3 separate regions of the Mus musculus genome follow, and regions 2 and 3 are each linked to region 1. Evidence: chromatin loops called from intact Hi-C (ENCODE). Cell type or tissue: left cerebral cortex. All regions are shown on one strand.

Region 1 (8,000 bases):
CTCTTTTTAACTATGATGTTGTTTTATTTTATGTGTAAATACTGCATTTAAGGAATTTGATCTATAATTTTATTGTAACATCATTGTTTGGTTTTAATATTGGGAACACTGCCTCAAAAGATTTTGAAAGATTCTTACTTCCTCTATTTTGTGTGTTTAGTACAAACACACACATTTTCTGATTCAGTGAATTTTTAAACCCACTAGATTTACAGGTTTTGTTCCAGGTAGTTTTTAAATTATGAATTCAATTTTTTAACAATTTTAATACTACTTAGATTTTGTTTCTCTCATTGGGTTTCTTTGGAGTCGTTCATTTAAAGTGACTGTAAAATGCTTTTGTAGTCCTTTAATAACTGTTGGGTCTGTAATGGTGTTCCTTCTGTGACTCAGATGAGTAGTTTGTGTTTATTATTGTCTCTATCGCTTTATTTCTTGGTCAATGTAGCTAGATATTTATCAGTTTAACTAATCTTTTCAAATAACTAGACTTTATCAATATTTTCTACATTATTTTCTTCACTGATTTTGCTATTATAGGGTTTGTTTGTTTGTTTGTTTGTTTGTTTTCTAGGCAGGGTTTCTCTGTGTAGCCTAGGCTATCCTAGAACTCACTCTGTAGACCAGGCTGGCCTTGAGCTCAGAAATTCACCTGCCTTTGCTTCCCAAGTGCTGGGATTAAAGGCATGTGCCACCACACCCAGCTCAGGCGAATTTTTGTTCTTATTATTTCCTTTGACTTACTTTGATTTTAATTTACTCTTTCTTTCCTAAGTTCTTAAAATGGAAGCTGGTATGACTGATTTTAGTCTCTTGAAAATAAAGCATCCCCAAAACTGTATATTTCTCTAGCCACAGTTTTTAACATGTTATCTCCATAGCATGTGGAAATTTGGCCTATGGGTTAAAAACGTTTTGTAACTAACAAATATTTGAGATGCCACAGATACCTTTATGCTGTAGATTTCATAGTTAATCTTATCTAGGTCAGAAAACTTACACTACATTATTTCAGTTACTTAATGGGACTAATTGTATAATCCCATACATGGTCTATTTTAGTGATTGTTCCAGGTACATTTGAAAAGAATGTGTATTCTGTCATTTAGGAGTAGAGTTTTCTGTAACAGTCTATCTTGTCAAATTTGTTAATATTGTTTTTTTTCCAGATCTTGATAGTCCTAATAGTTTTTTGGTTTTATTGTGTTGATACTGAGAGAAGAGTGCTGAAATTTTAATTAACAATGCTATCCGGATTTGTCTCATGTATCCTAGACTTTATTGTAGTTACATACTCTTTTAGGATTGTTATAGCTTTATGATGAAATTGCCTTTTATAATTATTTAATTATTTAATACAACATTTTATGTTTGGTAGAACTTCTTGTCTGGTGTCATAGAACCACTAATGCTTTCTTGTGATAAATATTTAGATGTTGTATCTTTTTTGTCATTTTTCTTTCAATATATATATCTTTATATTTCAGATCTGTTATTGTTGGCGTTAGATCTTGTTATTTTACTTAATTTGAGAATCTAGCTCACCTCTCCCAGCTATTTTAGTTTGAATCCTCTAGGGTCTCATGCATGGAAGACAACTGTTTTGGTAGTAAGCTATACTTCTAGCCCACATCTTGCTTTTTCTGGGATATATAAAGTATATTTAATGTTACTGATTGCTGCTTTTTATTTGTCCCACTTGTTAATGGTTTCTTTTTCTTATCTTTATTTTGGATTAATTTTGAAACTGCTGTTTTTGATAGCTATTAGCTTATTAGTTACACTTCCAGAGATTTTTTTTTTACACATGGGAATTTCATGAATGTTTTATTGGACAAACTATATATAATATGATGTAAAAGAAAAGAACAGTAGTTTCATTTAATTTGTAGAACCACAGTTGAATACATTGTGTCCTGAATTTCTCAGTGTCTTGTATACAGGGACCAATATACTATTATCAAACCTTAGGTTTTTTCCCCTGCAGAAACAAAAGTGGTGACTAGAGACTAATATGCGTGCTTGCTTTCTTTCAGACAATGGTCAGAAAACATATACACTATATTTCCCTCTGCACGTTCATTATAAGAAATCTTTGTGCCCAGTCCACTGCAAACTATAATCATTGTCTTGTATCTGATGCCCCGGTTTAATTCTCTCTCTCTCTCTCTCTCTCTCTCTCTCATTTATTTATTTAATTAGATATTTTCTTCATTTACATTTCAAATGCTATCTCAAAAGTCCCCTATACCCGCCCTGCTCCCCTACCCACCCACTCCTACTTCTTGGCCCTGGCTTTCCCCTGTACTGGGGCATTTAAAGTTTGCTAGACCAAGGGGCCTCTCTTCCCAGTGATGGGCGACTAGGCCATCTACTTCCAGAGATTTTAATACACATTTTTTTTACTTATACCTTCAAGTAAACTTTACTTCACACATAATGACTCATTGGAAAATTTCATTTCCCTTCTTTACATTACCATTTATGTCCATTTATGTTGTTACTTCTTCTTCTTTTTCTTCTTCTACTTCTTCTTCTTCTACTTCTTCTTCTTCTTCTTCTTCTTCTTCTTCTTCTTCTTCTTCTTCTTCTTCTTCTTCTTCTTCTTCTTCTTTCTTCTTTTTTTTCGAGACAGGGTTTCTCTGTGTAGTCTTGGCTATCCTGGAACTCACTTTGTAGACCAGGCTAGCCTCAAACTCAGAAATCTACCTGCCTCTGCCTCCCAAGTGCTGGGATTAAAGGTGTGTGCCACCACGCCCGGCTATTTCTTCATTTATTGTAAATGCTACAACACAATAAGTTTTAAGCATTAGTTTTTTAAAAATGTGCTTGTTGTGGCATTTCTATTAGGGTTAAATCATATGGGCTACAGGGCATGGCCTTCCAGGATAACCCCTTGAGTGTTCAGTTTGTCATTCTCTTCTCCAGGCATTGAGAAAACCCAGATCTCCAACTCTCCTGAAATTCTTTGAACCGTTTCTGAAGTTTTGCCCTGAGTGTACATCTTCAGAGACAATTAAGGGATTCCCATGCAGGCTCAAGAGTAACCTTTCCATATTTTCTTCACCCAGCCTATCCTACAAAGGTCTGTGCACCATGGAACTAGGATTTCTTTTTTTCCTCAGTTCAGCAAAAGGGTTTATTTTGTTTGTTTTTGGAGACAGGGTTTCTCTGCATAGCCTTGCTGTCCTGGAACTCACTCTGTAGACCAGGCTGGCCTGGAACTCAGAAACCCGCCTACCTCTGCCTTCTAAGTGCTGGGATTAAAGGCATGTGCCACCACTGCCTGACTTCAGCAAGAGTTCTATATCTTGCCTAGCTTCTCTCTTCCTTTCCTATGGTCTAGAAAGTGCCATTAGGCAAAAGCTGGGATACTGTAGAGTTATTAGGAGATGGGTGGGTGGGGCTGGCACAGGCCTTTAACCCTAGTGTAGAAGCAGGCAGATTTTCCTGGGTTTGAAGCCAACCTGTTCTACCAATCAGTTCCAGGAAAGCTAAGGCTACACAGAGAAACCGTATCTTACAAAAAATGAGGGCTGGTGAGATGGCTCAGTGGGTAAGAGCACCCGACTGCTCTTCCAAAGGTCCCGAGTTCAAATCCCAGCAACCACATGGTGGCTCACAACCATCCATAACGAGATCTGACTCCCTCTTCTGGAGTGTCTGAAGACAGCTACAGTGTACTTACATATAATTAATAAATAAATAAATCTTTTAAAAAAAAGAATGTTAAAAAATGAATACATAAAATAAATAAAAATAATTTAGGAGATAATAGAGTTTTATTTCATTGAAAGTTCAGATATTGCAGTTTATTTCATTGGCTTGAGATTCCATGTTTCAAATACTACTATCCCTTGCTTTGTGAAAACTATCTATCTAACTCCCCTCCCCACTACCACACACACTTCTCTAGTTTTTTTTACTACAATGAATGGGCAAATCTGTTGTTATTTATTCCTCCACTTTATCTTTTAAGGATTTCTTTTCTATTGAAATAGTGCCTCACTTGGCAAACCAGGCTGGTCTCGCATGGGTGTAACTGCATGCACCACTACCCTCTTTTAAGATTTAAATCTAGACATTAAAAAATATTTGTTCTCCTGCAACTTTTTAAGAGATTTGTTTATTTTGTTTATATGAATAACTGTCTTCAGACACACCAGAAGAAGGCATCAGATCCCATTACAGATGGTTGTGAGCCACCATGTGGTTACTGGAAATTGAACTCAGGACCTCTAGAATAGCAGTCAGTGCTCTTAACCTCTGAGTCATCTCTCCAGCCCCTCATGCAACTTTTTTGTTTAAAAAAAATGTGTTGTCGCAATCCAGGTTTTGTTGATGGCATACTGATATATAATTTGATGTATTTTGTCTTACAGCTTATGAAATATAAGTATAAAGTAGTTGAATCCAGAGTAAGGTGTCTTGACCTTTCAAGGCTGGCTAATTCCTAAGAGTGGGCAGTCTTCTGCATGAAGGCATTTAGCATGTCCATGGCCTTTACCCACTAGGTGTCAGTAGAACCCCTTCCTCAACTGTGACAACCAAAAATTAGCCAGATGTCAAATGCTTTTAGGACCATGTTCTGCTGTGAAAAATACAGGCTGCCTAAACCACACAGCCTGCTTCAGGGATATGAAAACATCTGCTTAAAAAAAAAATAGCACCACTACACATAATATAATTATTCAGCCTGGTACCATAGACATTTTGAGGAGAATGTATTAAAAAATTTTTTAGAAGTTTGTAAATTGATGGTTCATAGGATAAATGACTTACAGGTAACATAAAATAAGTGCAAATTACCATTTTAAAGGAGAAATTAATCCGGGCAGTGGTGGCGCACACCTTTAATCCCAGCACTTGGGAGGCAGAGGCAGGTGGATTTCTGAGTTCGAGGCCAACTTGGTCTACAGAATAAATTCCAGGACAGCCAGAGCTATACAGGGAAATCCTGTCTCAAAAAAACAAGAGAGAGAGAGAGAGAAAGAGAGAGACAGAGATGGGGGGAAGAGAGGGGAGAGAGAGAGAGAGAGAGAGAGAGAGAGAGAGGAGGGAGAGGGAGGAGGGAGAGAGAGAGAGAGAGAGAGAGAGAGAATAGACACAATCACAACAGAAAATAGTAGAAAGACATTGTTTTGTTTTTCAAGGCATGGTTTCTCTGTATAGTCCTGGCTGTCCTGTAGTTCACTCTGTAGACCACACTGGCTTAGAACTCACAGACATCTGCCTGCCTCTGCCGCCTGCCTCTGCCTCCTGCCTCCCATATGCTGGGATTAAAGATGTGCGCTGCTGCCAGCTACCCCTACCCCGACCTTCGGCTGGTAATTTCTTTTCAATTATAGGTTGCTTCCAGAAATGTTTCTCTGCAGCTTGTTAAACAATTTGAGATGTTGCATTTCTACAGTAGATCTAAAGATGATTTTTACTTTTGAGGGGAGGGCTTTATAATTTTACTATAAACTAATAATTTTAAGTACAAAGATTATTTCAGTATTGTACTTTTCATAGTTATGTTTATTTGTACCATATAAACTTACTTTAAAATACAGATCAGGAGATATTTATAAGAGTCTTTTTAATTTAAAAATGAACTTATTTTTGTGAATATTTGCAAATATCATCTTTTGTATGAAGAATGGTAGCTATTATGTTTTTAGACAATTGAAGGATTAAGATCGTAAGACCAAAATTTCCCATAAACAGCCCTACTAGACTTCAAGCATCTCATATTCATGGATCTATTCTGTGTCAGGTTCCATGGACAGTAGTTGGCTGTTTGGATATGGGTGGGATGGTTAAAGTCGGATCTGCTGGAGAAAATGTTAAGAACCACGTGGAGCCAGGCATGGTGGTGCACGCCTTTAATCCCAGCACTCGGGAGGCAGTGGCAGGAGGATTTCTGAGTTCGAGGCCAGCCTGGTCTACAGAGTGAGTTCCAGGACAGCCAGGGCTACACAGAGAAACCCTGTCTCAAAAAACCAAAAAAAAAAAAAAAAAAAAAAACCAAAGCAAAAACAAAACACGTGGTCAGATGGAGCCAAATACTTTGTTCTCTTGATGTCCCTTCTTGACCCTCAGAATCCTTTCTTCTCCTGAGTGTGCCCTTCAGTTTTTAGTAACAGTGGTTTCATGGGCTATTCATGGTGCATTATTGTCTTGTAGTGTCTTTATGAGTGCATTTTAAACAACTAAATCTGAAAAAACAATGTGGAGCTAAGTGACCAAGGAGCCTCTGTTGTCAACGTATCTTTGCTTAGAGGCCAATTGGCTTCACTTCCCCCAGAACTTTTTACCTCGAGGTGTCCTCCACTTTTCCCTTAGCTGTAAGTAGTCTTCCTACTGTAGCTTTTTATCTCCGATTCCTTCTCAGCTTTCATTATCTGTCTCTGTCCTTCCCTCACCCTCCTCTCCATAATTGTCTTTGTCCTTACACTTTTCTTTGTCTCTCTCCCAGCTCCTCATGCCCCTTTCTCTCTATCAGTTACTTGTTCATCTTATTTGTTAAGTGACATAATCAGATCCATTTTAATCAGAACACAATCTTCTTTTATATTAGTTGGATGGGAGTGATCGGTGGTGGCTGGGAGCTCAGTGAGATAGACTCTTGTGTAGCCTTAGGCTGGCCTGGAACTCATTGGGTAGCTGAGACTGGCTTTGGAATCTTGATCCATCTGCCTCTATCTCCTAAATTGTAGGACTACAGAAATGTGCCACCAACTTCAACTCAGTTTTCTTTATTAAATGGAATGGCAGATGTATAAAAAGAGAATTGACATATTTTTAAATAACTTAATGGGGGTGTGAGCAGCTAAGAACCACTTGAAGCAGCCACTTCTTACCATTTCCCCCCAAATGTGTGTTTCTAACTGTAGTCGTACTCTCACCCCCTTTATTCTTGAGGATGCCTTTCCTCTTAGTAGCTTGCTTTAAAAGTTCAAACATCAGTTTCCATGCTAAAAGTCTTTGCTACTTTTTTTCCCCGAATGCAATTAAAAGTAGTCTGGTTTTGAGAGGTTCCTGAATATTTGGAGCGCAAATTTGGTATTTTGTGTTTGAGGGCAGAAGGGATATATTTGTATGAATCTTAAAAATCCACTGTAGAGCTAAAGTAACCAAGCAATTCCATATTTATCCTTTCAAGTTACACTAAGGGGGCTGTTTTTCTGGTAATAATTGGAAAATTTAAGTGTCTGTTTTTCAGAAATTTCTCCTGATTCAATGCCTCACTTGTTGGGCCTACAGTATTTCTGTCTTATTTTCTGGTCTCCTTGGGTCCTACTCTCTTCTTTCTTTGCTTGTTTCTCTCTTGGGGTTTGCTGCCCGTTCTTTCACCTCCCCTCACACTGCCCTGGATCCTTTTCCTCCCACAGGTGGCCATTTTTCTGTCTCTATACTGTTCCCACAGGCACCCTCCCCATGTTTTTCTCTAGCTTAGCTTTCTGTGTTGAATTCAAGAGTCCTTGTATTTCGAGGGACCTGCTGCTTTTTAAACCATTCCTTCATATATCCTGAGGTGAGTTTGAAAAGGCAGTTGACCAAACACGGGCCTTGGTGGAAAATTCTGCCCTTTATAAGGGGCTGAATGGTTGTCTGGTTTCGATGTAGTTAATTCTTTTGGAATTAGGGCTAGGTAGGCCTTGTTGCATGTTACCTGAGTGGAGCCTTCGTCTTCAGCTCGTATCATTTCGGGATTTGGTGACAGAAGATGAAAGTGGTCCAGGAAATACACCACCCAAGAATGCCTATTAGCAAATCCAGTTCTAAGGTGACTTTTCCTAAGCAATGTCTTCTGTGAGGAGACCCTGTCAGACCAGAAGCTGCTGACAGACTACCACACCCCGGGCTCCTCTACCTTCTCTGCGCTCTGTCCCCGCCCCTGCGAGTTTGAGCCAATGGGCTGAGCCCCAGGGGGTGGGCTGGGGCGGGGCAGAGGTGGGGCCAGGGCGGAGCACCTCTGCCCCAGCTGCCTCACAGCAGTGCTGGCTCGGCCCGGC
Region 2 (8,000 bases), 280 kb after region 1:
GGTTTTCAAGTATGGTTTTTGAACTCCCAGATGGCCAGTTGTACCAATTTGTTATTTTTAATTAATATGTAATGTTATGGTAAAGTTTAACCAGAAATTAAAGTGTATCTGTTGGATCAACAGATATTCATGTCACTCTGGAACTGTTAGAAAAGAAAGTTCAACTCTATATCCACTAAATTGAGTTCAATGAAGGTCTCCAGATGGTAAAATATCTGCAAAGGAAAACTTACACAATCAATTTATCGGCAAAATATAAATTAAATAAAATTGTTCTCTTTGTAAAAGAATTGAGAAAAAGTGCATGCAAAGAAACTAAACACCTAAGATTTTATAATTAATTCCTACATTGTGCTTTCAGACTAAAATTACATTTTTAATTTCAAACATAAGTAAAATTGAAAGAAACCTATAATCCCTTGTCCTAACCACTATCTAACTACTGTTGTAAATTTCTTTGACCATGTGAATACGTGCTTCTCTATTCTTAGGCAGTATTTAATTATGGCTTAAATGGGTATTTTTTATATTACAAATGCTGTGTATATTCGTTACTAGAGACTTTGAAATGGAAGATCCACCTCAATACTTTTCTCACTTTCTCCTTACATTGAAAGCCTTGGTGTGTCCTCACATGGAGTAACATACACAGCATTCACAATCTACTTTTCCCATCCTTCCTCATGCCCTAAATACATTCTCTGCATGGATGGTTAGAGCGTAGGTAACTCATTTCTCCCAGCCTCTCTCCCCCGCCCCCTCACTTCAAATCATGTGGGGTGCCCTGGACACTTTGTCAAATTAGAGTTGTTTTTCCTTAGAGCAGATTCTAGCTTAGGGACCGCTCCTATCCCTTCAGCTGACTTCAGTCGCTGTGCCTTGAGTGTCTTTCTGACTCTGGCCTCTCACCTCTACCCAGCATGCTCTGCGTCCTGTTCTGGAGACTGGGGATAAATAGCATTGCTGCTGGCTGCTTCTCCAATCGCAGCCCTATCTGTCCTGTGCTGTGACATTTATACTATCATAGTTCATCTACAAACCCGTCACTCCCAACTGCCACCAAGAGGTTTTAAAAAATAGCTCTTTAAAAAAAACTTTTATTACAATAGATCAACTAGACAAAGTGCATTAATTGTGTAAGGCTGAGTTACAAATAACTACTAAGCAAAGGTTGTCTCAATTGTTCTGGAGCCCCCACCACCCATTCTTCTGTTTTACACCCTGGTAATAATTTCTTTGCACATTTGTGGTTTTACTACATGTTTGTACTTTCCTAATGGGTAGTTTAATTTTGTTTATTAATTAGTTTGTGTGAATAGACTCAGAGCGTATACTTTTCCATGTATCCCCGCCACCCCTTAGTTCTGTTTGTTGGTCCTTCCCAGGAGAGGGTTAAGGCTCCTGAAAACAAAGCTTACAGTGTACCCAAGGAGGAAGCAAGGCACCTCCCCCCCCCCCCTCCCCGAGACAAAAGAGCAGACTCACAATGACTTTGCAGCCAAGTTCTTCTGGCTTGTATCCCTTTCTTCTGCAGCCAAAGGAAATGTAGATTACTTTTCTCTTCACCAAGAAACCATGGAGTTACAGCAACAGTATTATTAAGTAAAATATGCAAGGCACTGAAAGCATATAAATCATGCACAGACACATTAAAGAATTTAAATCACCTGTAATATGAACCAGTAAAGAGTTTAAAATACAGCGCTTAGGTTCCTCCGCCCACCTGTCCGTTGGTTGTTTTAAAGTAGGTATTTGCATTCCACAGCCCAGGCTAACACTGGGTTCCTGATCCTCCCTCCGAGGATCCTGCCTCAGCCTGCCGAGTGGAGGAATTGTAGGCGCGTGCTACCACGTGTGGTCTCAAAGGGTCTACAAATGTACATCTCAGAAACAACGTGAAGTCCTCCGTGCACTCCTGAGTGTGCCAGCCTGTGATAGTCAGGTTATAACAGGAGAGAGTAGAATACAACAACAATTTTGAGGGCTAGGGATGCCCACTGTCAGAACGCATGTGTAAGCCTTCGACCCCAGCACCATAAATAGTAGTTCTCACTTACTGAACATTTATTATAAGCCAAGTACTGAACTAAGGACTCACCATACCTTCTCTTAGTAACTCATCACAACTACCTACCCAACGGCAGATCTGATGTCCTGTGGCCTCCAGGGGCCCTGAACGGTGCCCATAAACTCATGGAAGAAAACACACATACACACAAATAAACAATATTTTTGTATGTTTGTTTTGAGACAGAGTCTCTCTACCTAGCTCTGGCTGTCCTGGGACTCTCTATGTAGACCAGGCTGGCCATGAATTCACAGATTCACCTGCCTCTGCCTCCCAAGTGCTGGGATTAAAGGCGTGTGCCACCACCACCCGGCGACCACTAAGTTTTAACCAAATATTTACATGGACTTTTAAGAGAATATAATCAAAAGTCTAACAATGACCATAAAAAATTCATCAGAAGAATCAATTGTTTATATTTAAGTAAGGCCATGTGAGGGGCTGCTCCTGGGAAACCTCTTCTCCATGGATTCTTGCTCATTGGATGTGCACAAAGATGTACCCAACACCAGCCTCACTTTTTCTGGAACGATCTTCCAGCCTTTCCTATTTCTTAGTAGTTTACCAACTCAGATTCATGTTTCTTTTGAAAAGATTTTGCCGCCTTATAATGAAAATCTCACCTGGCTCTAACATACCTGACTGGTTTGTTAAAAAGTTTGTTTCCTGGGTAAAACTTTAATAAACGGTCAGTTTGCTATTATACCCAGCCATCTCCAGTGGGAATGGGGAAGAATCACGAACAACTTGTAAAAGTGTGAATCATAAAACGTTCTCTGTTACCATCTGTTCCTTATGCTTAACTGACCTGGAAACTAACTGCCCCGTGGTATTTTTATTGTTTAATGTTTCATGGGCTGAGGCCTTTCTCTCGAAGGATTAGGCTTCTGAAAGGGGAAAATTAAAGTTGTACTCTCTGGTTTCATACAGCACCAGCAAATAGGTAAATCAACACGCTGGAAGAAGAATGATCAGTTTGGGGGAAAGACTCTTGGGCAAAGCAAAGCAAAAGGAAAAAATAAAAATAAATTTAAAAAACAGAGCGGGGCGCGGGCAATGAGACACTCGCGCCATCGCATCAGCTCCTTAGACACAGAAGCAGGCACGCTCTCAAGGCCTGGGAGGATGGACCTCCGGCGGTCCTCTCGAAGAGGGCGTGTCCAGGGCCGCAGCGCGGGCGGCCATTGGCTGAGCGGCGCTCCCGGGCGCACCGTCAACTCTCACGAGGCGCTGGCGGCGTAGGCCGCGCGCCGCGCTCTGGCCGGCAGGGGGCGCACGTCCGCGCGCTGTTCTCCCCCGCGGCGCCGCCCGCTCCCGGCCGCCCGGCGCCACGCCCGCCGCAGGCCGAGGGCCAGTCACCCGCGGGCCTGCGCCCCGCCCCTGGCCCGCCGCGGGACGAGTAACGGTTACGAAGCACTTTCTCGGGTGAGGTTTCTGCTTAGTCATTGTCTTCCAGGAAACAGCTCCCTCGTTTCAGCGGCGGCGGCGGTGGCGGCCGCAGAAGCCGCAGCGACCGTCCGCGCCGGCGCCTCCCTCCCTTCCTTCCCTCCCTCCGGGACCGCCTCTCCGTCGCCGCCCGGCCTCCTCGGGCCCGAGCGCACACCGGGCTGTGGCCGCGCGGAGTCGGCAGCCTCGCGCTCTCCTCTGGGGCCTGGGGCACCGCCGCGCCCTGCGAGGCAGCCGTCTGCCCACTCGCCCGCCCGCCTGCCCGCCCGCTCGCCATCTCTCCGCGGCTCCGGCGCTACCCGGTCCCCTCCGGCGGCAGCTGCCATGGGCACCGACAGCCGCGCGGCCGGGGCGCTCCTGGCGCGGGCCAGCACCCTGCACCTGCAGACCGGGAACCTGCTCAACTGGGGCCGCCTGCGAAAAAAGTGCCCGTCCACGCACAGCGAGGAGGTGAGCACGGTGGGGGCCGAGGGTCTCCTCGAAGTGGGGACAAGCAGGGCTCTCCGGAGCTCGACCCGCTTCGGAGGTACCGAAGTGAGCTGGGTACTATCCCGGCTTGGCAGGTGCCACTGCGGGGCGAGGGGCGCCTCCGCCGGTCGGAGTTGATCGCACAACTCTTGAGGGCCACCGGGTCCCCTGTCTGGCTGGACAGAGCCACTGCAGCCCCGCGTCTTCATCTTCCGTCCCTCTCCCTTAGCCAAGGTAAAGGAAAGATAAAGGTTTAGTGTTTGGTAGATGGACTAACAATAGGTTTAACTTTGATATTGTTGACATTGCTTTCTCTATTGTACTGAATTTGGATTTGGGACAAATAACTTACTGGATGTTAACATTGTATTTGCTTCAAAACCATTAAAGAGGGGCAGGTGGTACACGCCTTTAATCCCGGCCCCTAGGGAGGCAATAGCAGTAGGATCTCTGAGTTCGAGGTCAGCCTGGTTTGTATATTGAACTCCAGGACAGCTAGGGCTACCCAGTGTCAGCCCCAACCCCCACGCCCCCAAAAAACCTAATGTGTAGTTGGAAGTGACAGATTAATCTAGAATTAAAATGTGTTATATTTGTGTTAATGGCCCATTCCTGAGCCAGTGGTTCTCCATGGACCGTGCAACTCATTGCAGAGGCGTATTGATAATATGGAACATGTATACTACTTAAAACAACAAAACAAGACAGATGTGCAATTATGTGTGGGGAGTAATAAGCTGGGTATGGTGGTGGGCTCTTCTAATACGCAGCCTCAGTGGGCTAAGGCAATAGAATGTAGAATTCGAGGCCAGCCTGGGCTACCATGTGATGAGGTCCTGGCTCAAAAAATAAATAAGATAAATGGAAACATTTTAAAAAAGAAACAGTTACACCTAGGAGCTATTTGACTTTGAGACTGTTTTCCCGGCTATAACTTTAACCTTGAGTAATATTCTCTCATCAAGTAGTTGTGGTAAGGAAAAGATGGGGTATGAAAATACTCTGCACACAACATGCTTGTTATCAACTGGATCATCAGAAAGGTAAACAAATCCTGGTTAAAGGCTACATTTCCTAAGTTAGGTCATATTGTAAGGTCGGTCTCAGTGGTCAGAGACAGACGGGCTTCTGCTCTTTTAGTGAGGCAGGCTCTACAAGAGCGCCTGGACTCCTTCGTTGTAAGTTGAGAGCCTTCACTGGTCAGATTGGGGAACCAGCTCCCTAGCCCAGCCTGTGCTCAGCTTCCAGCTGAGTTGGGCCGCTGTTTGAACTGCCCACTTGGCCTGTTTCTCTCAAAGGTGTCTCTGCATCTTGGCTTAGAGCCGTAGCTCCTCCCGGCACTGGGTTCAGTGTACCCTTTGCACCTTATCTCTCCACAACACACTGCAGTAGCTTGCAACGTTTGTTTGTTTTTAATGTTCTTATTCTTTGAGAATTTCAGTGCATTTTTCAACCATCATCATCAGAGAAGCGGTCAATGTTTTTTGACGGAAAATATTGCATTTTTTCATTCAGTTCACACGCTTCTGTTTCTCTTGTGTGTGTGTTTCAACATATTAGAAACAGGCTGCATAGAAAGGATATTACTAACCCTTGCATACTATGTGGGAGATGTTTTTTCTATCCTGTTGCACTTTGTAAACAATTGACTTTTTAAGCTGGGTATGGTGGCCAGGCCTTTGATCCCAGCACTCAGGAGGAGGGTCTCTGATACAGGGAGGGGTGTGTTCTGTCTGCTCTTAGAGACTTCTCTTCTGTGTGTGAGCTCAGAGGCCAGAGGTTGATGTCTGATATTTTCCTTTAGATAGGGTGCCTCACTGAACCCAGAGCTCAGGGATTGGCTAGACTAGCCTGTGTGTCTGTTCCCTCAGGCCCAGTACTGCCTACTGCCTCCTACCACTGTGCCTGGCTTTTCTCTGGGTGCTGGGATCTGAGTTCAGGTCCTCGCGCTTGTCTGACAAGCACTTCATCCCCTGGGCCGTATCCTCGGCCCGCAGAAAGAATTTTCTAACAACCAGAGATCAAAGTGGGATGTGCTATTTAAAACAGTTCAATTCACTTGAAGAGATTAAGGAAACTGGAAAACAAAACAAAAATAACCACCTTTTTCCCAAAGGCCTGATCATTTTTTTCTTATAGATTCTTATTTTTTGATTTTTTAAATTTATTTATTTTGATTTTATTTTTTATTTCCTTTTATTTTACGTGCATTGGTGTTTTGTCTGCATGCACGTCTGTGAGAATATTAGGTATTGGAGTTATAGACTGTTGTGGGGCGGTGGGAATTGAACTGGAGACCTCCAAGAGAGCAGGCAGTCTTCTTAACCACTGAGCCACCTTTCTAGCCCCTAAAATTTACTTCTATTTCATTTTTATACATTTATATATTTTTATGTATGTATTTTATATATTTGTATATGTGTTTTGATTATAGTTTCCCTTCTGTGATTTCTCCCAGACACTCGCCATTGAATTTTATGTTCTCTTTCTTTCAAAAACAAAAACAAAACCCCACAATGTCACAAAACTTCAAAATGAAAAAACAGAAGACCAGTAAGACAAAACATAGCTAGACAAAGCAAAAAGCAAAAAAAAAAAAAAAAATCTCGAGAAAAGCCATGGAGTTTGTTTTGTGTTGCCCTGGAGTATGCGTGATATACCCAGTGACACTCCTGGAGAAAATTGATTTTACCCCCTTACCAGTTGGCATTAATTGCAAATTAACTCTAAGGTTGGGGTGGGACACCTAGACTTCTTTCCTTTCTCAGTGCTAGGAACCTGACCTGAACCTGTGCAGGCCCTGCCCCAGTGCCACAGTCTCTGAATTCATCTGTGCTTCAGTCCAATTGTGTCTGGACGACACTGTCTCCTTGTCCCACCTCCTATTCTGCATGGATCCCTGTGGTCTGAGGAGGGGGTTGACAAAGACATTCCATTTAGAGCCATGTGCTCCGCAGTCTTCCACTCTGAACATTGCCCCTTTAGTCTCAAGGCTAATCCTGTCCACTATTGGAAGCAGCCACTCTGATGGAAGTTGACCAAGGCAGTGATCTCTGAGGGTTTTTTGGTTGGTTTGTTTGTTTGTTTTTTAATATCTTAAGTTTTTAATTTTGAGTTTTATGTTAGTTGGGTTGTTTTTTTTTTAAGATTTATTTATTTATTATATGTAAGTACACTGTAGCTGTTTTCAGGCACACCAGAAGAGGGCGTCAGATCTCATTACGGATGGTTGTGAGCCACCATGTGGTTGCTGGGAATCAAACACAGGACCTTTGGAAGAGCAGTCAGTGCTCTTAACCACTGAGCCATCTCTCCAGCCCTGCATTTTTTTTTTTTTTTAACAAACAAATATTTTTTAAAGATTTATTTATTTATTATATGTAAATACACTGTAGCTGTCTTCAGACACTCCAGAAGAGGGCATCAGATCTTGTTACAGATGGTTGTGAGCCACCATGTGGTTGCTGGGATTTGAACTCTGGACCTTCAGAAGAACAGTCGGGTGCTCTTACCCACTGAGCCATCTCACCAGCCCCTGCATTTTTTTTTTTTTAAAGTGGTTCTAGTTCTTCATTAAATTCTACTTTCATATCCTGAGCTGTTTTCATTATTTCATCCAGCTGAGTTTTCACAGACTTCATTCATATCCCCTTGAAGGTCCTTGAACAGTTGCTACTGTGAAGTCTTTGTCTTATACTTCAACTAAATTGCTTTTCTCAGTGCCTACTGCGTTTTGAGTTGCTGGCTTCCGGAGGAGCCATGTTGTCTTGTCTGTTCATGGTTGTCTTTTTGTGCTGGGACCTAGGCATCTGGAGTTAAGATGTTTGAGGTATTTCTGGTGTGGATACCTGTTCTTGTCTTTAGGGGCTGTTGGTGTTCTGGATCCTAGTCATAGTCTGATGGCAGTGAAGTTTCTGGAAGTGTTTCTGTGGGTTGGTGGTAGTGCAGTGCAGTGGTTCTCAACCTTCCTAGGGCTGTGAGCCTCTAATTCAGTTCCTCATGCTGTGGTGACCTCTAA
Region 3 (8,000 bases), 140 kb after region 1:
CCTTAACCCAGGAGCATCTCTACCATTTCTTCCCTAGCACACATAAGTTTCCAGCCACTCACTCCCAGGTTCTCCTGGTGGAGTTAACTATTCTTTAAAGCCAGAATATACTCAACAGTCTAGCCTAGTGCCCCTGTGACTTCCCTGTCTGATCTCATTGTCATACTTTTGCTTAGAACCCCACGGTGACCTGATGGGATTTTAGGGCTTGGCCAGAATTCTCTTGGTCTTAGCCTGAAAGTGTGTGTCCTGAGACACCCCTCAGTTGGTCAGTCAAATTCCCAAACCTAGCAGAGTAAAGGGTCCGGTCCCAACCACTCACCATGTGTTATGTATTGTGACTACCTGGGGAGGGCTTTGTTGTTGTCTTTGTCTTTTAACAAAATGCTAGTGCCTGGCCTTGCCCCTCAAGATTTTGAAATAAAGACTTTGGTGTCTTTTTAAAGCCAGCCAGTGCTCCAAAGCTTGAGGGACGGTGGGAACCACGGCTCTATTCTTGCAAGTCCCCTAAGGCCACAGTGCTGCTCCTCGTGGTCAAGCCGACCTCCATTTTCCTTCCTCTGCCCGCTATCCACGCTCATGGGTTCACTACAAACCCTCCACCATCAGGTTTGAGTTTGTCTCAGGAAGAGATTGTCATCTTCTCTCCTTGTACCTGAGGAGCCTGGCAGGCTCTGGCACGTTGCATATACTCTGTAAATTTTCGTCGAACAAATTAATCAAGACAAGGCTGTCTGACCTCTTGTGAGTTACATTCTAAGAATCATGGACACAAACACTCCCCCCACCCCGTGTAAAACGAATACCAGTACAACATAATTACTTCAGCAAGTCTGTACAAGTGGGCAACCTCTCAATCCTCCATTGAAAGGAAATTCTTAGTTTTGCTCTCTCTTATGGATCTCTCTCTCTCTCTCTCTCTCTCTCTCTCTCTCTCTCTCTCTCTCTCTGAGAAAAGAGATATTGGGATAATTCCACTCTCTCACCATGAAGCCATGCATGAGACCAAGCTCTCAGATGAGACCATTTTTTTGGCTGTCTGTTCCTTTGCTTTCCTCTTCCTGGTTCGTCCCTCAGCTGGATAGCCTGTGTGTGTGTTTGGAGAGAGCCAGGAAGATTCAATGCCAGGAATGCTTCTCTCTTTAAAAGTCTTTTATCCTCAGGCTTTCTGATCTTCAAAGCAGCCCTGTGTCCACCGTGACCCCACTCCCTCGCCTCCCCATGCTGGGGAGTGAGAACCTTGAGTATTTGTGTCGTTTTGAGGACTTGCATATTTGGACTGTCTTGGACATCTGGGCAGAGCAGTCTCCATTAACTCTTCAGTGATAAGAACCTGTCATCATTTCCAGGGCCCTTGCACGCACGCGCACACACACACACACACACACACACACACACACACACACACACACCAACCTAGGCACACAAAGAAATTAATGGCAGACCCTGTAATTAAATACATAGTTGGTGTATAGTTTTTTTTGTGGGGGACCCATCCCTTGAGCAGTAGAGTTTCTTCTGCCTTTTTGTTTACATTTGGGCCTCAGACTCTCCCCACCTTTGTGATCCTCCATCCACAGTGTCTGGTCCTGGATAAGTTTGAAAGTTATGATGATGAAGTGCAGCTCACCCAACGAGCCCTGTCTCTCCTGGAGGAGAACAGGTTCTGGGCCGGAGTGGTGTTCCCTGGCATGTATCCCTGGGCCAGCTCCTTACCTCCTCATGTGAAGTACAAGATTCGGATGGACATAGATGTGGTGGAGAAGACCAATAAGATCAAAGACAGGTGATGGCTCAGTCTTGAAAGGTTTCTCCAAAACTCATGGTGAATTATATTTGGTAGCGAGTAGAGGATTAAGGGCAAATGCAGCCTATGGATCAACGAAGGGAAGCTAAATGGGAGAAAGTATGATTTGTGCAGATGGAGGTAGACCGAAGCAATCACCTCGTGAGTCATGGCCATCGGAGTTAGCACTGTGACCCCAAAGTAGAGCTGGCTAGTTTGGGAAACATGTAGGACATCATTTCTCAACCTGTGGGTCACAGTCCTTTCACAGGGCTGGCCCCAGACCATCAGAAAGCACAGATATTTATATTTTTCTAACAGTAACAAGATTACAGTTAAGAAGTAGCAACAAAAATAATTTTATGCTTGGGGGATGGGTCACCCCAGCACAAGGCGCTGCATTATTAAACGATCGCCACGTTAGGAAGGTTGAGGACCACAGCTTGAGGAGAATTCGTCAAGGGACCGAGTTGTGGGGTAACCTGGGCTTGTGAAGTGAGTGAGTTACCCACTCGCACTTACATCCTTCCCCCTTCATCCTGTGCCTTCTTAGGTACTGGGATTCTGGTCCCAGGGCGGATCCTGTCGAAGATTTCCGGTACATCTGGGGAGGTTTTGCCTATCTACAGGACATGGTGGAGCAAGGAATCGTGAAGAGTCAGATGCAGGCAGAGCCTCCAATTGGAGTCTATCTCCAACAGATGCCTTATCCCTGCTTTGTGGATGACTCGTGAGTCCCAGACCTCTATCTTCCTCCCTGAGCTGAAAAAGCAGTAAATGGGGGTGCTCTCAAGGCTTCAGCATCTCCCGAAGGAACCCCAGTGATGAGGGAAGACTGGGGAGCATAGGGTTCTGACCGAAGAAGATGCTGGCTCTGCACTCCAGACGGAAGCAGAGGGGGAAATAAATGATAGGGTGTCGGGGGTACAAAAGGGAAATTGGAGGTTCAAACAATAGGAGTGAGGTTGAAGTGGGGGGATGCCCGCTGTTTAAATTTCCACTTCGTAGTATGTTTGGTATGTGGAAGGTTCTGGTCAGGGCGTTTTCCCAGTGATTGCCAGATCAGCAGATTCAGACTGCGTGGCAAGAAGGCCTGGTACCTAGGAGCCTCAGAATAATGCAGCTCCTTCCCCAATTAACATTCCTATGATGTGTGTTTGGTGAAAAGGTAGAGGAATGTGTTGTTGGATGAGCTCTGGCCTCCCTCTCTGACCACCCCCATCCTAACGCCTGTCCGCCCTTTGACCAGTAGCATGCTAAGCAAACAGCCTGCTGTTTTGTTGAAAATAGATTTTGGAGTGGTGGAGAAAGGGACAGAGGGGGAGAGGTGCTCAGAAGGCTTATTATCATGGTAGATGGGGTCAGAAACACTCCCTGACCTATAGTTGGCTAAGGAATTTAACTCCTGGGGTGTTGAGATCACGGGAAAGTCACTGTAGCACGAGTGTGTGTGACTGTGGGATCCGGGAAGCAGAGATGGCAAAACGTGGTGAAAAGAGTCCCGTGGCCAGCTGGAGAGATTGTAAAATAAAGCCCAGTGTACACACGGGAAAGCAGTGCTCGACACTGTGGCCCCATCAGGTCTCCAGCTCTGCAGAAGACTGCAGAGATAACGGTCGCTGTTCAGAAGTTAGTTTTACTTTGGATAAGAGGCAGAGATGGGAAGGAGAGCCCAGGTCCACTTGCAGGGTCAGAAGGGGAGGGGCTGGCAGGAAAACGGGTGAGTGTGGAGAACCTGTGGGAATCGGAGTCATTCAGTATGGGAGAGCCCTCTGGCGGCCAGCCTCGGAAGTGCATGATTTTTGGTTGGTTGGTTCCCTCCCTAGGGCCATTTTGAGTGAAACTATCCTCCCACGCTAGGCACTGGGCCCTTCCTTTGACAACACCCAACAGTTTCAATAGATAATAATCCCAAGGGCTTTACCAGTGCATTATTCACAGGGGAAACCTGTAACGCTTACCCTAATGTGATTCCATCGTGTCAAATCCGTCCTGCTTGCCGAGAGCCTATCCCAGGATCTACTCCACTTACGAATGGATGGCTCTCGGAATCAATGACTATTGGATCATTGCCTTGTTCAGATCACAACCCACACCATCAGGTCTACAGTCTTTCCCACAAGCCTTCATGGGGAAGATCTAAATATACTATATGGCATATATACTATAAAGAGATGGTATGTTTTATTCCTACACATATAGAGCATCCTCCATCTGGGCTGTCCAGAACGGCTCCATTTTGCCTTAAAGAAAGAAATGACAAATGAGAAAGGTATTTAAGAGGGCTCAACCCAGTGAGGGTCCAACGATTTATTTTTCTGCTCTCCTTCCCTTCGGGCTTCATTCTCAACTCTCCATTCAATAAGTATTTTACGTTGATTCTACCAGGGACAGCTGGCTCTGTTCTGCTTTTTCCTCTCGCTTCAGCTTCATGATCATCCTGAATCGCTGTTTCCCTATCTTCATGGTGCTGGCGTGGATCTACTCTGTCTCCATGACCGTTAAGGGCATTGTTTTGGAGAAGGAGCTGAGGCTGAAGGAGACCTTGAAAAACCAAGGCGTCTCTAATGCTGTCATCTGGTGTACCTGGTTCCTGGATAGCTTCTCCATCATGGCGCTGAGTATCTTCCTCCTGACGCTGTTCATCATGGTAAGCCGGGTGGAGAAGACAGTCTTTAAAAAAAAAATGGCTTCATTGTTTCTGCTCTCCTCCTGTTGGTGAGCAAGTGCTTGGACTAGTTAGCTGAGCATTAAAGACAGCAAGACAGGTAATTCCTCACCTTTCAAGCAAGGCAGGACCCTTAGAGAGCCAGCACCCTCAATTCCCTGCCTCCCCCCCAGCCATGTATCGTTATCTCTTCCCCTCTCCTCTTCTTGCCTAAGGGCCTCACTCACTGTCTACGTAGGTTTCCCAGTCTGTTTCATGACCACGCGGAGACCGGAGACCGCTGTAAGCAAAGCCCAGGGTAGAACTGTTGTGTGCTCAAAGGTTGCCTCTTCTTTCAAAGACAGGAATGAGCTTAAAAGGAGTGTTTCCTAGAATTATCATTCCAATACTTGGCTACAGTTAGAAGGTGGCAAGCGCTATTGGTGGTATGAGGGGAGGAGATCTGGACAATTAACCTGTCAATCATCCTCATGGCCAGGGCGTTAGCTTCACTAAGAAACATCTTTCTGCCTGCAGAGATCTCCAGTGTTAGCATTTCCTCTAGGTTCTGCCCAACCATTACCTAGCATAAAAGGACTTTCCATCCTCCTCTCTCTCTCTCTCTCTCTCTCTCTCTCTCTCTCCATTATCCCACATGTTCATGCCTGGCCACAAGTTCCCTGCTGGCCTCTCCCCTTCTTTCTCTCTCCTCTCTTTCTGTCCTTCTCTGTAACCTTTCTCTGCTTTTACTCTCTTTCCCAGACCCCCTTCCTATGTCCCAGATAAACTTTCTTTTATACTAAACCTGTTGTATAGTTGAAGCCTGGGGGAGGGGGGCGGTCTCAACATGGGCCCACTAACATCTAATATTATATACTAATATAATGCTGCCACGTTATAAAACATATTATCCAAGGACTCTGTTTGAAAGGATGGAATTTGGAGCCTGTCTTTTCTTAGTGATAGGGGTTTTTTTTTTCCCCCATTAAGGTAGAATTAAAGATAGGACGTTGTTTCGCAGTATGCTGCCATCCTGTATATTTTATATTTTTAGCTCCTTCGTAGAAGCAGCTCCTTTTGGGCTTGTTGGAATACGAGTGCACACACTTGGTAGTTGTTGATGCTTTATTGGATGGAAGTCGCTTTCTGTTGTAGACCCAGTGAGCCTGTTCAGCTTCATCGCTATCCTCATGTCAAGTGTCATGAAGATGTGCGGACAGGATGCAAGTCTCCCATTCCATGTTGGATCATGGCTACCTGACCTAAGAACGCCCCATCATATATGCTAGCCAACTAACACATACCCGTTTCATCCAAGCCCCCCATTTTGCAGTAAAATGTCCCTAACCTACTGCGTTCTATCTTTGCTATTACACTATGACCCTGTGGGTTGTGGTGTCAATCAAAACCCATCTTAGAGTTCCCTTAGAACCAATGCTGGGGTGGAGGCCATTCTAGTCAAACAACCTCACCCTACAAAGGATACCAGAGCTCCACAGAGGTGAAAGGGGCAGCCCCGCCCCCTTCTTAGCCACCATAGGCCCTCTGCTCTGCCCCACACCTCTTTCACCAGTAGGTGATTTGTATCTTTAGAATTAAAAGAGTCCGTGAGTAAACATCTGGCTGAATGGCTGGCTTCTGACTGATAAGCGACACAGAGACCTGCCTGCCCAAGAACGAGGTTTTAGGACTTCAAAGCTCTTGGGACGTGAGGTAAAGAGTGTTCACCAAGAGCTTCGAGCACAAAGACGCTTCTTCTCCTTGTGGGAACCAGAACGCTGTTCCAATAATGACGGAAACAGAGCGTTCCACACCAAAATAAGGTTTTCCTTTGAATCCCCCCCCCCCCCCCCCGTGTGTGTGTGTGTGTGTGTGTGTGTGTGTGTGTGTCCCTTCCTCCCCAGCTCTGCTGTGCAGGAAAGAAGCTGGGGGCAAAGACAATGGGAAGGTTCCATTGTTACTCAGTCCACAAGGAGCAACAAGGAAAGCGGGTAGAGGAGGAAGCTGGGGACGGAGCCCACAAGGCTGGCTGGGTGACTGACATCCACCAAAGCTCGCAGTCTAGACGTTTGCAGGACTTTGCTCTGGGCTCGGATAGAAGGTTGAATTCATTCTACAGAGAGCAGTAAAAACCCTCCAGTCCAGTTCTGACTTTTTTTTTTTAAGACTTCCTCGGACTTAGGTTCAACTTAAGTACAGCTTCCTTCCGTCCCTCCCTTCCGCATATCTCCTCCTCATCTGGTTTTCAATCGATTCCCTCAATACCCAACAGGCACGAGAGCATGAAGGAGAGATGGTGACCACAGCAGATAAGACACACATTAGTTCCACTTGGTTCTCGCGGGCTCCAGAGAGATATCGCTAATTGGTCTCTTTCCTTTCTATTGTGGAGAAAGCAGTGATTCAGGGAAAACCTTATTCGTAGATCAGAGCCCATTCATGAGACGAAGCACTTCCATAAGATGGAGGAGCAAGAAGAAACACGCGGGAGGGAGAGCACGAGGCCCTTTGGCCTCGGGAATGCTAGGCTGTGTGACTTGTCTGTGACCCCCATTACCCCACTATTCAACTATGTCCCACTGAACTATGGGAGGTGGCCTAGTGAACAGTGACTCTGCTCTGAAGCCTGAGAAGGGTTCTCAGCATTCTTGTATCTTTGTGTTCCCAAGAAAAGAATGAGAAGATCTATGTGTATTTGGGAATGCAGAATTTGGATGGACCAAAGGGGCTGACCTTTTTATAGGGGCTTTTAATAAAGGGGGAACCAGAAGAAGAGGGGTGCAGAAGGCCTCATACAGTTGAACATCTCAGTCTGTCCTACAGTGTAACTAGGCTTGTTCAGAAAAAGTCGCTAGTTTGTTCCTGCTTTCTATATAGACAGTGGGAAAAATGCTGAGTCTTGTACTTAGATTCTATGAAGAGCATTCATGGATGGGGAGGACCAATCCACTTCCAAAGGCTCTAGATCCATTACTAATGTCTCCACCTGTGTGAGTGGCAAACCTCAGAGAGCAAGCACTCATAACCAGTCAGCAGGCCGAGCCCCAGGCAAAGGAGGAGACTTGTTTGGAGTGGATCTCTTCTGTATTGTTGCAGGGTACTACAAGACCACCTAACACTCAGAGTACTACAAGACCACCTAGCACTCAGGTCTTCCTCTTTTGCCCACAACTAACTCCTTCCCACCATGAACTTGCTGAGTTGATCCATAATTACTGCTGAAAGATAAACTTAGTCACATTAAGATATGTTACAGAGACAAAGTTTCTAGCTAAGGATAGACTAGCCAGAGACTACCTCACCCGGGGATCCATTCCATAATCAGCCATCAAACCCAGACACTATTGGGTATGCCAGCAAGATTTTGCTGAAAGGACCCTGATATAGCTGTCTCCTGTGAGGCTATGCCAGTGACTGGCAAATACAGAAGTGGATGCTCACAGTCAGCTATTGGATGGAACACAGGGCCCCCAATGAAGGAGCTAGAGAAAGTACCCAAGGAGCTAAAGGGATCTGCAACCCTATAGGTGGAACAACAATATGAACTAACCAGTACCCCGGAGCTCT

The links. Hi-C counts contacts between places; a loop is a spot of excess contacts. Peaks named below come from ENCODE experiments on the same cell type or tissue, not always from the same donor. Only the 100,000 strongest peaks of a DNase experiment are listed, where the experiment ranks them.
Region 2: a loop joins it to region 1, with 2.0 times the contacts of the local background. A loop is called at or near these places in 2 of 42 quality-filtered maps.
Region 3: it touches region 1 in a loop (7-fold over the local background); 34 of 42 quality-filtered maps call a loop at or near these places.

Annotation. Positions count from the first base shown.
Region 1 is chr3:121,959,849-121,967,848 of GRCm38, forward strand. Arhgap29 (Rho GTPase activating protein 29) reads left to right here and starts at 7,958. Exons shown (of 23, transcript NM_001356524.1): 1 at 7,958-8,000. In left cerebral cortex, a CTCF peak has its summit at 4,508 (motif pointing right); DNase peaks (open chromatin) are centred at 4,515 and 7,914; H3K4me3 peaks cover 575 bases; H3K27ac peaks cover 3 bases.
Region 2 is chr3:122,242,148-122,250,147 of GRCm38, forward strand. Gclm (glutamate-cysteine ligase, modifier subunit) reads left to right here and starts at 3,410. Exons shown (of 7, transcript NM_008129.4): 1 at 3,410-3,964. The coding sequence starts at 3,839. Gm46822 (a long non-coding RNA gene) reads right to left here and starts at 2,225. Exons shown (of 6, transcript XR_001783970.1): 1 at 1,724-2,225; 2 at 1,486-1,619. In left cerebral cortex, CTCF peaks have their summits at 3,287 (motif pointing right), 4,144 and 7,198 (motif pointing right); DNase peaks (open chromatin) are centred at 3,327 and 3,985; H3K4me3 peaks cover 2,519 bases; H3K27ac peaks cover 1,280 bases.
Region 3 is chr3:122,101,095-122,109,094 of GRCm38, forward strand. Abca4 (ATP-binding cassette, sub-family A (ABC1), member 4) reads left to right here. Exons shown (of 50, transcript NM_007378.1): 12 at 1,581-1,786; 13 at 2,340-2,516; 14 at 4,214-4,436. It overlaps Gm40138 (a long non-coding RNA gene), which reads right to left. Exons shown (of 3, transcript XR_001783974.2): 3 at 4,062-4,459. Among named protein-coding and RNA genes, the nearest start is that of Gm40138, 21 kb to the right of the region's middle. In left cerebral cortex, a CTCF peak has its summit at 3,556 (motif pointing left); DNase peaks (open chromatin) are centred at 1,172 and 3,530; H3K4me3 peaks cover 309 bases; H3K27ac peaks cover 358 bases.